Regions from separate parts of the Homo sapiens genome. Here region 1 is linked to region 2. Evidence: chromatin contacts called from ENCODE Hi-C or POLR2A ChIA-PET data. All regions are on one chromosome and are shown on one strand. The core of a region is the stretch at or near the end of the contact, and the rest is flanking DNA. Distances in the headings are between cores, read along the strand shown. Region 1 has its middle 660 kb from the start of DIAPH3-AS1. Region 2 has its middle 550 kb from the start of DIAPH3-AS1.

Evidence for each region. Hi-C counts contacts between places; a loop is a spot of excess contacts on that map. ChIA-PET counts read pairs that join two places held with the same protein, here RNA polymerase II (POLR2A). Pooled maps may share reads with other maps.
Region 1: a loop to region 2 is called in a pooled map, with 2.9 times the contacts of the local background. The contact joins two enhancer-like sites. A Hi-C loop is called at or near these places in 2 of 50 pooled maps. POLR2A ChIA-PET finds 5 or more read pairs at or near these places in 3 of 52 experiments (MCF 10A, PC-3 and SK-N-SH).

Annotation. Positions count from the first base shown.
Region 1 is chr13:59,354,319-59,358,174 of GRCh38, forward strand. No RefSeq gene overlaps it. Among named protein-coding and RNA genes, the nearest start is that of DIAPH3-AS1, 660 kb to the right of the region's middle. Within about 2 kb of position 2,578, at least 10 of the 41 ENCODE cell types and tissues checked have a DNase peak (open chromatin) inside an H3K27ac peak, as active enhancers do.
Region 2 is chr13:59,457,074-59,461,363 of GRCh38, forward strand. No RefSeq gene overlaps it. Among named protein-coding and RNA genes, the nearest start is that of DIAPH3-AS1, 550 kb to the right of the region's middle. Within about 2 kb of position 2,140, at least 6 of the 41 ENCODE cell types and tissues checked have a DNase peak (open chromatin) inside an H3K27ac peak, as active enhancers do.

The DNA.
Region 1 (3,856 bases), core at 1,328-3,827, 100 kb before region 2:
CCGCTGTGTCATTCACTATGTAAAACCATCACACCTTACTCCAAGATAAACGTCAACATTCTTAACATAGCGCTCAAAGCTCTGGAAGTCTTGGATTGGTCTTAATCTTCAACCTTACCTTGTACCATTCTTTTATGCAGTGAATTTCTTTCATTCTGACCTTATTTTTTACACATAAATTTGCATTTAGAAGAATTTTAGATTTACAGAAAAATTGCATAGATAGTTCCCGTATACCCCTCACCTGGGTTCAGTTTCTCTTATTATTTTCCATTACTGTGAAATGTTTGTGAAAACTTAGAAACCAACATTAGAACATTAATTAGTAACTAAACTCTGTACATTATTCAGATTTCATCAATGTTTCCATTAGTCTTTTTTCTGTTTCTGGATCTAAACACCCTGGCCTTCTTTTAAATCTTTATCCCACCACAGAGTCATTGCGCATGCCACTGCAATGCTTAAAACACTGTCTTTTACCCTCACTCCTTCCTCCTAGCCCTCTTTTCTGTGTGGTTTCTACTCATTGTTCAGATCTCAGTCCAAAGGTCACTTCCTCAGAGGAGCCTCTCTGAAGTCCAGGTCTAGGACTGCTTCCTTTATTACATGCCTTCATGCAACCATGTACTCTTCCTTCATAACACTTTTCTCAATCTGTAATTATACCCTCAGATATGGTTTGGCGGTGTCTCCACAAAATTCTCATCTCAAATTGTAATCCAAATTGTAATTCCTACATGTCGAGGGAGGGACCTGGTGGGAGGGGATTGGATCATGGGGGTGGTTTCCCCCATGCTATTCTCATGATAGTGAGTGAGCTCTCATAAGATCTGGTTTGATACATGTCTGGCACTTCCCCCTTCTCCTGCCACCATGTAAGATGTCCCTTGTTTCCTCTTTGCCTTCTTCCATTATTGTAAGTTTCCTGAGGCCTCCCCAGCCATGTGGAACTGTGAGTCAATTAAAACTTTTTTCTTTATAGATTACCCAGTCTCAGGTATTATCTTTACAGCAGTATGAGAATGGACTAATACACTCTTTTGATGTGATAATTTAATCATTGTCTCTGTTTACAAGTAGACTCCAAGGGCCATGAAAGCAGAAATCTTATCTGTGTTTGCCAAGCATTCTATTCTCCCAAGACCTAGCATAATCTGTGGCATAGAGTAGCCTATCAAGAAAGGTGTTGAATAAATGAATGAACAAATATATGAATGAATGAAAGATAAGAGAAGAATTAAGTGATAATAGGAGGAAGCATATTATAGAACATCAAAATAAGTGATGCAGACAATAAGTATCGCAGGACTTCAAACACAGAAAAGATCAAAGTGAGATGCAAAATTATGTTAAAACTTCATGGAAATGGGAGTGGGAATTTGCCTGGACATTTTATTCATGCAATTAACAATTACTGAGTACCTACTAAGGGTCAAGCTCTCAAAGTGTTTTGTTGTAAACAAAATTATACAATCAGTTTGACGTGTAAAAACAACAAAGGAGAAACAGGGAGGATAAAGCAGAAGGAACCCAGGAATTGAAAAAGTCGTTAAGATAACAATCCACCTAAGAAATACTGAGGCCTTGCACTAAGGCAGACGTGCTGAAGATATGTAAACACTGGGAAGGCTGGCTGAACAAGGACATGGAGATGCCAAATAATAGAATAAGAAATTCCCAGAAGGGGATACAGCAACAAGAAAAAGTTAAGAGTTAAACATTAGCATGGACTTTTGGAAAGCAGTGAGAATAGTTCCAGGTTAAAGTAAAGGGCTCCTGATGGAAGCAATGGAATAGAGACTTGAATAGATGAATTGTGCTTTTGAAAAGTCAAGGTGATTGGATTTTATTCTATTAGTGATGAGTCATTAAACAATAATGACATGATGAAAGTGAGATATAGCATAAGAGAATCTAGACAAAGGGAAAGTACATTGAGAAGCTCCTGCAGAAATCTAAGCACTTGCTTTAGAGTGTTAGCATTAGAAATATAGAGGAGGTGACATAGCTATGACACTTTTTAAAAGAACATTGACTTAAAATACCCAAGTTAGCATCCACTACAGTATCCTGTACATTATATTTTGTCCTTTATGCTTGCAGCTGACCTGCTTTTCTTTATGAAGAAAACAACTTGGAAGACTAGTAGATTTTTGAATATCCATAAATATTTGCTGAGAACCCTTTACACAATGAGCAAATGGAGCATACAAAAAGAAAGTACACATGATCCTCCTTTGAATTATCTTTTTCACTCTTATCAGCTTCATCTTATCAGGAGAAATTAATATATGCCATATACTTCTGTGGTCATCCTCCTCCAGGATGGCCTCCAGTGATCTCCACTTCCTGGCATTCGCACAGTGTGGCATTCCCTCCCACGTTGCACTGGGGTTGATCGGTGAGATGCATAACATACAGCAGAAGTGAGAGTTTATCATTTCCCAGAGTAGGCTGTAACACACTGCAGCTTCCATCTCGGCTTTCTCTCTTTTTCTCAGATAAGCCACTCTAGGGAAAGCAGCTGCTGCGTCATGAGCACGTTCAGCAGCCTGTAGAGAGGCACATGTGGCAGGAAGGGAGGCCTCTGGACATCAGCCAGCGAGGAACTGGGGCCTGCCAACAACCACATGAGCGAGTTTGGAAATGGATTCTCCAGCCCCAGTCAAGCCTTGATGGGACTGCAGCTGTTGCCAACAGCTTGACTGCTACCTTGTGAGAGACAGTGAGCCAGAGCCACCCAGCTAAGCTGCTCCCTGTTTTCTGCCCCTCAGAAACCGTGAGAGATAATAAATGTTTGTTGTTTCAAGCTGCTAAATTTGGGGGTAATTTGTTACACAGCAATAGATAACTAAAACAACTTTGTACTACTAAGGATTAAAAATTATCTAGGAAATTATGTTTCCATCTTTGTCCAAGCTGCTAAGAAGCACAAACTAAATATGATTCTTAATTTCAGTTGCCTCTCTCAGTCTGAAGTTGTTGGTTTTTCCTCTTCCCCACTCCCTTTATGTTTTGATTCTCATACTTCATTTTCTATCCACTGACTTTGGTTTTATCCTATTTACTCATTTATTGCAAAGCTCTTAAAAATCTCTTTTTTTTTTTTTTGAGACAGAGTTTCACTCTTGTTGCCCAGGCTGGAGTGCAATGGTGCGATCTCAGCTCACCACAACCTCTGTCTCCCGGGTTCAAGCAATTCTCCTGCCTCAGCCTCCCGAGTAGCTGGGATTACAGGCATGCACTACCACACCTGGCTAATTGTGTATTTTTAGTAGAGACGGGGTTTCTCCATGTTGGTCAGGCTGGTCTCAAACTCCTGGCCTCAGGTGATCCACCCACCTTGGCTTCCCAAAACGCTGGGATTACAGACCTGAGCCACCGCGCCCGGCCTTAAAGACCTTTTTTAAAATTAGATGAGAGATAAAACAACAAAATAAAAACAGTAAACATTAAATAGGATTCCAGCCATCGTCAGAGAGATCACAATCTCTGAGGGAAAAAAGAGCAAGCAATACGGCAGAGCCTATTACTAGTGTTCAACTAACTAGCAATTGCTCTTAGAATTCAAAGAAATGGTACAACAGAAAACTTGTGTTTTAGGTCAATTTCCTGTGAAACAGACCCTGAGGTAGGATGTGCATTATGAAAGTGCTTTAAAATAAACTGCTAAAGGAATGGGGAAAGCCAGACCAGAACGGGGAAGAAGTCAAGCCAGGGTAATATCTCAACATCTCACAGAAGATTGCTTCAGCCTGATCCTCCACAGGATGTTTGCAATATAAGTTAACACCTCAGAGATTGTCCTGGGGCAAAGGAAATGGGCTTCCAAGCTTCTGCACCAGTCACCCATTGG
Region 2 (4,290 bases), core at 890-3,389:
CTCTGTAGTTTGTATCACTATATTCTGTTTTGAAATTGTACTATATTATCCCCAATAAACATCTGAAGACACAGGGAAGAAAGATATATCAATCTATAAAGGAAGAGCTCTTTTTTAATAATTAGAATGATAAGCTACTAAATCTTTTTCTACGTTTGGGGAAAGGCAAAAAGGAAGCAGTGATTTTTGGACAGCTAAGGGACAAAATGAGGCCCCTGCACCCTTAGAGGTAAGGAAAAGAGCTGGTTAGGAAGTCGGAGCGAGTACATAAGGGAGATGTGAAGACACCAGAGGCCATTTTTACTTGGCTTTTGGTTTTGCCCAGCTTATAGCGAACATAACTGCCAAAGAAAAGAGTTAGGCCAGCTCATACCTGAGGAGGAGGTAAAAACAGCCTCAAATAAGAGAAGCCCTGGTCCATCCCAGACCAATGAGAATCTCTTTCCTTGTAAAGATCTCTGAAAAATCTATAATGTCCCTCAATAGCTCTTTCCATAGCTGCCTAAGAAATATTTATTGATTGAATGACTGTTCCCAGGGAATTCAGCCCATTCACTAACTCGTGATTTCAAACTCGTGTCTTCCAAGTGGTCACTAGTATTTTTACTGTGTATATCACCTGTTAGGAGCCTGGGGAGGCAGGCAGAAAGCCCACAACAAACAAGCCACATAACAAAGTTCATTCACCTAAATCTCAGAAGCCAATGGCCTTCACTGGGACTCTTTCCACCAATCACAGGTCAGAGGAACAAGTCCTTAGTCCAGGTCAGCCTGTTCTAACAGCCCAGCATCAGAGAGAAGAGCCCCAGGTTACAAGGAGCCTGTCCATCCCTGAACCTCTGAAGATCTTATAAAAGCGTTAACGAAAATAACTGGCATTGCTCTATGCTCTATTGATGGGGGGAACAGGGACATTTTTATATTTTGTGTTTCATTTGATTCTTAAGACAAACCCATGAGTTAGCAAGGGTGATTATCATATCCACCAATTAGCAAATGAAGACATCAAGGCAAAAGAAATTGAGACTTGCTTCACTAGTCAGTGTCACTCAACCCTGACCAGCCATTTAAAACCCTTAAGGTCATATGGATAGTAACAGAATTGGGGATTACAATCCAGATACTCAAAATGCTAATTTAATGTTCTTTAGCCAAGCCAATCACTCTCTTCTCAATATTATCCAATTCTCTTCAAAAAAGAAAAGCTATTAGTTCCACATTAGTTCCAGGAACTGTTCTAGGTTCTGATGAATCAGTCAAGTCCACAAGAAGTTTAGATACTAGACAGGTAAGTAAATAATTATGTGATTTGGACTGTGGATTATAATAAAGATTCTTAAAAGATGCTGGGAACACAGTAGAAAAAGTTCCGTTTCTCTGAAGATGTCAATGATAGAATGTTTCAGCTAGTTCTCAAAACATGAGCAGGAGTTCTTGAAGTACAGAAAAGGCAAGAAATATCCTTGCAGAAAGAATAGGGTAAATCAAGTCACAGAAATATGGCAACTTAGAGACATTGAGTTGGGGCTGGGTTGGGGGACAACTGGAGCTATGGAAGAGTCCTCTAAAAATGAATAAAGACCATTATCAATAACCTATTAAGAACAGAGTGCCAGGTTACAGACACCATTCTACTGGCATGCTGACTAGAAATGAGAACAGCAAGTCCCCTTTTTGCTTATTCTAACCTGTCTTCGTCCAAGCTGACATCACTGTTCACCTCCCCTTCTACGCTATCCAGGAGACATCAAATGTAATTGAACATCCATAGCAAGTTCTATGTTTGCAGTGAATGGAGTCATTCATTCTGGCTACAGGATCTTCATTACAATTGCATGAAGCTTTCACTGTGGGCCATATTATGAGAGTATACTTGGTGCTGGCACAAGGAGAACTGCCTGGTAGAGCCAGTTGCAAATGTCATGTCCAGCTTTTACGCACAAAGGAAATGAGAGCTTTAAAAAAAAAAAAAATCCAACGCCCATTGCATTGTGATTCATCTTCTTCCCATCAGCACCAGGATGTCTCAGATTACATTGTCTGGCTCTCGGGAAAGAGAACTACGACAAGGTTGAAGGGAAGGGTTGCCACTGTGGAGTCAGGGCCTCTCCTCTGAGGCTCCAGCTGCAGATAGCCACGGTTCCTGCTGACAGTCGAGCCAAGGTCTTCCCGAACGATGGCTGAAAAAGCCTTTGTAAAACAGAATGTGAACCCTGGAGCCTACTGCTCCTGGTGGGAGTCGAAGAAGGGAACAGTAGGAGCTGCCTGTAATTTTCTTTGTCTGTGGCAGCAGAGCAAGGGAAAGAAGTGTCACAAACATGAGGGAGAGGAAGTGAGAGATCTTTATGCTGAGCCACTAAATTCACTGGAGGCTGAAAACCACAAAAGTAAGTTCACATAAAACACCACTTGGCATTTCACCTGGTATGTTTGAGAACTTTGGGTGCAAGGATTTTTAAATTATAGCTGTCTCATCTGTAGACAGGGAGAAATGATCTTGTCTGAAAACTTAGGACCAAGCTATGGGGCCCTGAGTACCTACATCTGTGAGGGTCTAATTAGAGAAGCAATTTATTATAGAGATTTGACTTTAGAAAATTGAGGGAGCTGGTAAAACAGTGTCTGCAAGGCCATTGTCTTTGCATTTGATGCTGGAGCTTGATGTCTGCTGGGCAGGCAGTCTGGAAGGAATGGGTGGATGTAAATCAAGTAGAGAGAACAAGGAAAAGCTCAAACCATGTCAGTTTCTCACTGTCTCCTGCAGGAGAAGATGGACTCTTCTTCACTGAGGTAAATACACACCTGGGCCAGGAGTCAAAGAAGCTGAAAAAGGATGCAGGGGAAGGCACAGCAATTGCAGGTGAGGCTGCTGCCTTAAACACCAATGAGGTGAGCAGGCAGATGAGGAGCAAGGTATTTGAACCACAAAAGCACCCGGTGGCCCTACCTCAATATTCTAAGCATAAAAAAAATATGGCTGCTGTTAGAGTTTGTGCCCCCAAAGCTTGCACAAAAATGTATCTTGTGGCACAGCTTAATTAGAAACAGACAGAGAAGGGGGTTCTAGGAAATGCAGCACAGCCCTGTCAGTTCAACATGTTACAAAGCCACTACATGCCTTCAGAATTAAGTCATGACTTTAAATGGAAGGTAGATGGCGTATAGATGTTGTATTAGTTTCCAAGGGCTGCTATAACAAAGTAACAAAAACTGGGTAGCCTAAAAAAGAAATTTATTCTCTTATAGTATTAGAGGCTAGAAATCCAAAATCAAAGCATCAGCAAGGGCATGCTACCTCCAAAGGCCCTTCAGAGCCTAGGGAAGAGTCCTTCCTTGCCTCTTGAAGTTTCTGGTGGTTGTCAGCAATCCTTGGCATTCTGTGACTTGTGGCAGCCTGGGTCCTTTCTCTGCTACTCTCTTTAAATGGCCTTCTTCCCTGTGACCCTGTGTGTCTTCCCCTCTCTTATAAGGGCACAAGTCATACTAGATTTAGAGCCCACACTAATTCTGCATGACTTCATCTTAATATAATTAATTATATCTGCAAAGACGCTATTTCTAAAGTAAGTCATATTCTGAGGTTCTGTATGGACATGAATTTTGTAGGGGACAGAATTCAATCCAGTACAAGTGTTGTAAGGGAAAATCTAGAACAGAAAATGAACAAAAATCTTTGAACAGTGGGATCAAGCAAAGAATGTGGGCGCTTATAAAAGGAGCGGCTTTGTTCCAAATAATGTGTTCAGGAGTGTAATTATGATATCAGTTAGACCCTAAATTTGTTGACATTATGTACAGAAATATCTATAAGACTCAAAGGCATGTGTTTACTGTTTTCTCATTTATCTCATTTATTTTCTCATGGAGCATACCATGTTGTTATTCAAAAGAGAAAGTATAGGCTCAGAGAGAGATTAAATAGTATGCCCAAACTATGCCATCAGAAAGTCGGCCGAGCACGGTGTCTCACGCCTGTAATCTCAGCACTCTGGGAAGCTGAGGCAGGTGGATCACATGAGCTCAGGAGTTTGAGACCAGCCTGGCCAACTTGGTGAAACCCCGTCTCTACCGAAAAAATACAAAAATTAGCCAGACATGGTGGTGCGCGCCTGTAATCCCAGCTACGCTGCAGGCTGAGGCATGAGAATCGCTTGAACGCTGGAGGTGGTGGTTTCAGTGAGCCGAGATCATGCCACTGCACTCCAGCCTGGGCGACTGTCTCTCAAGGGAAAAAAAAAGAAGAAGAAGAAGAAAGTGGTGGAGCAAGGAACTGAACTCAGGAGTGTTAGA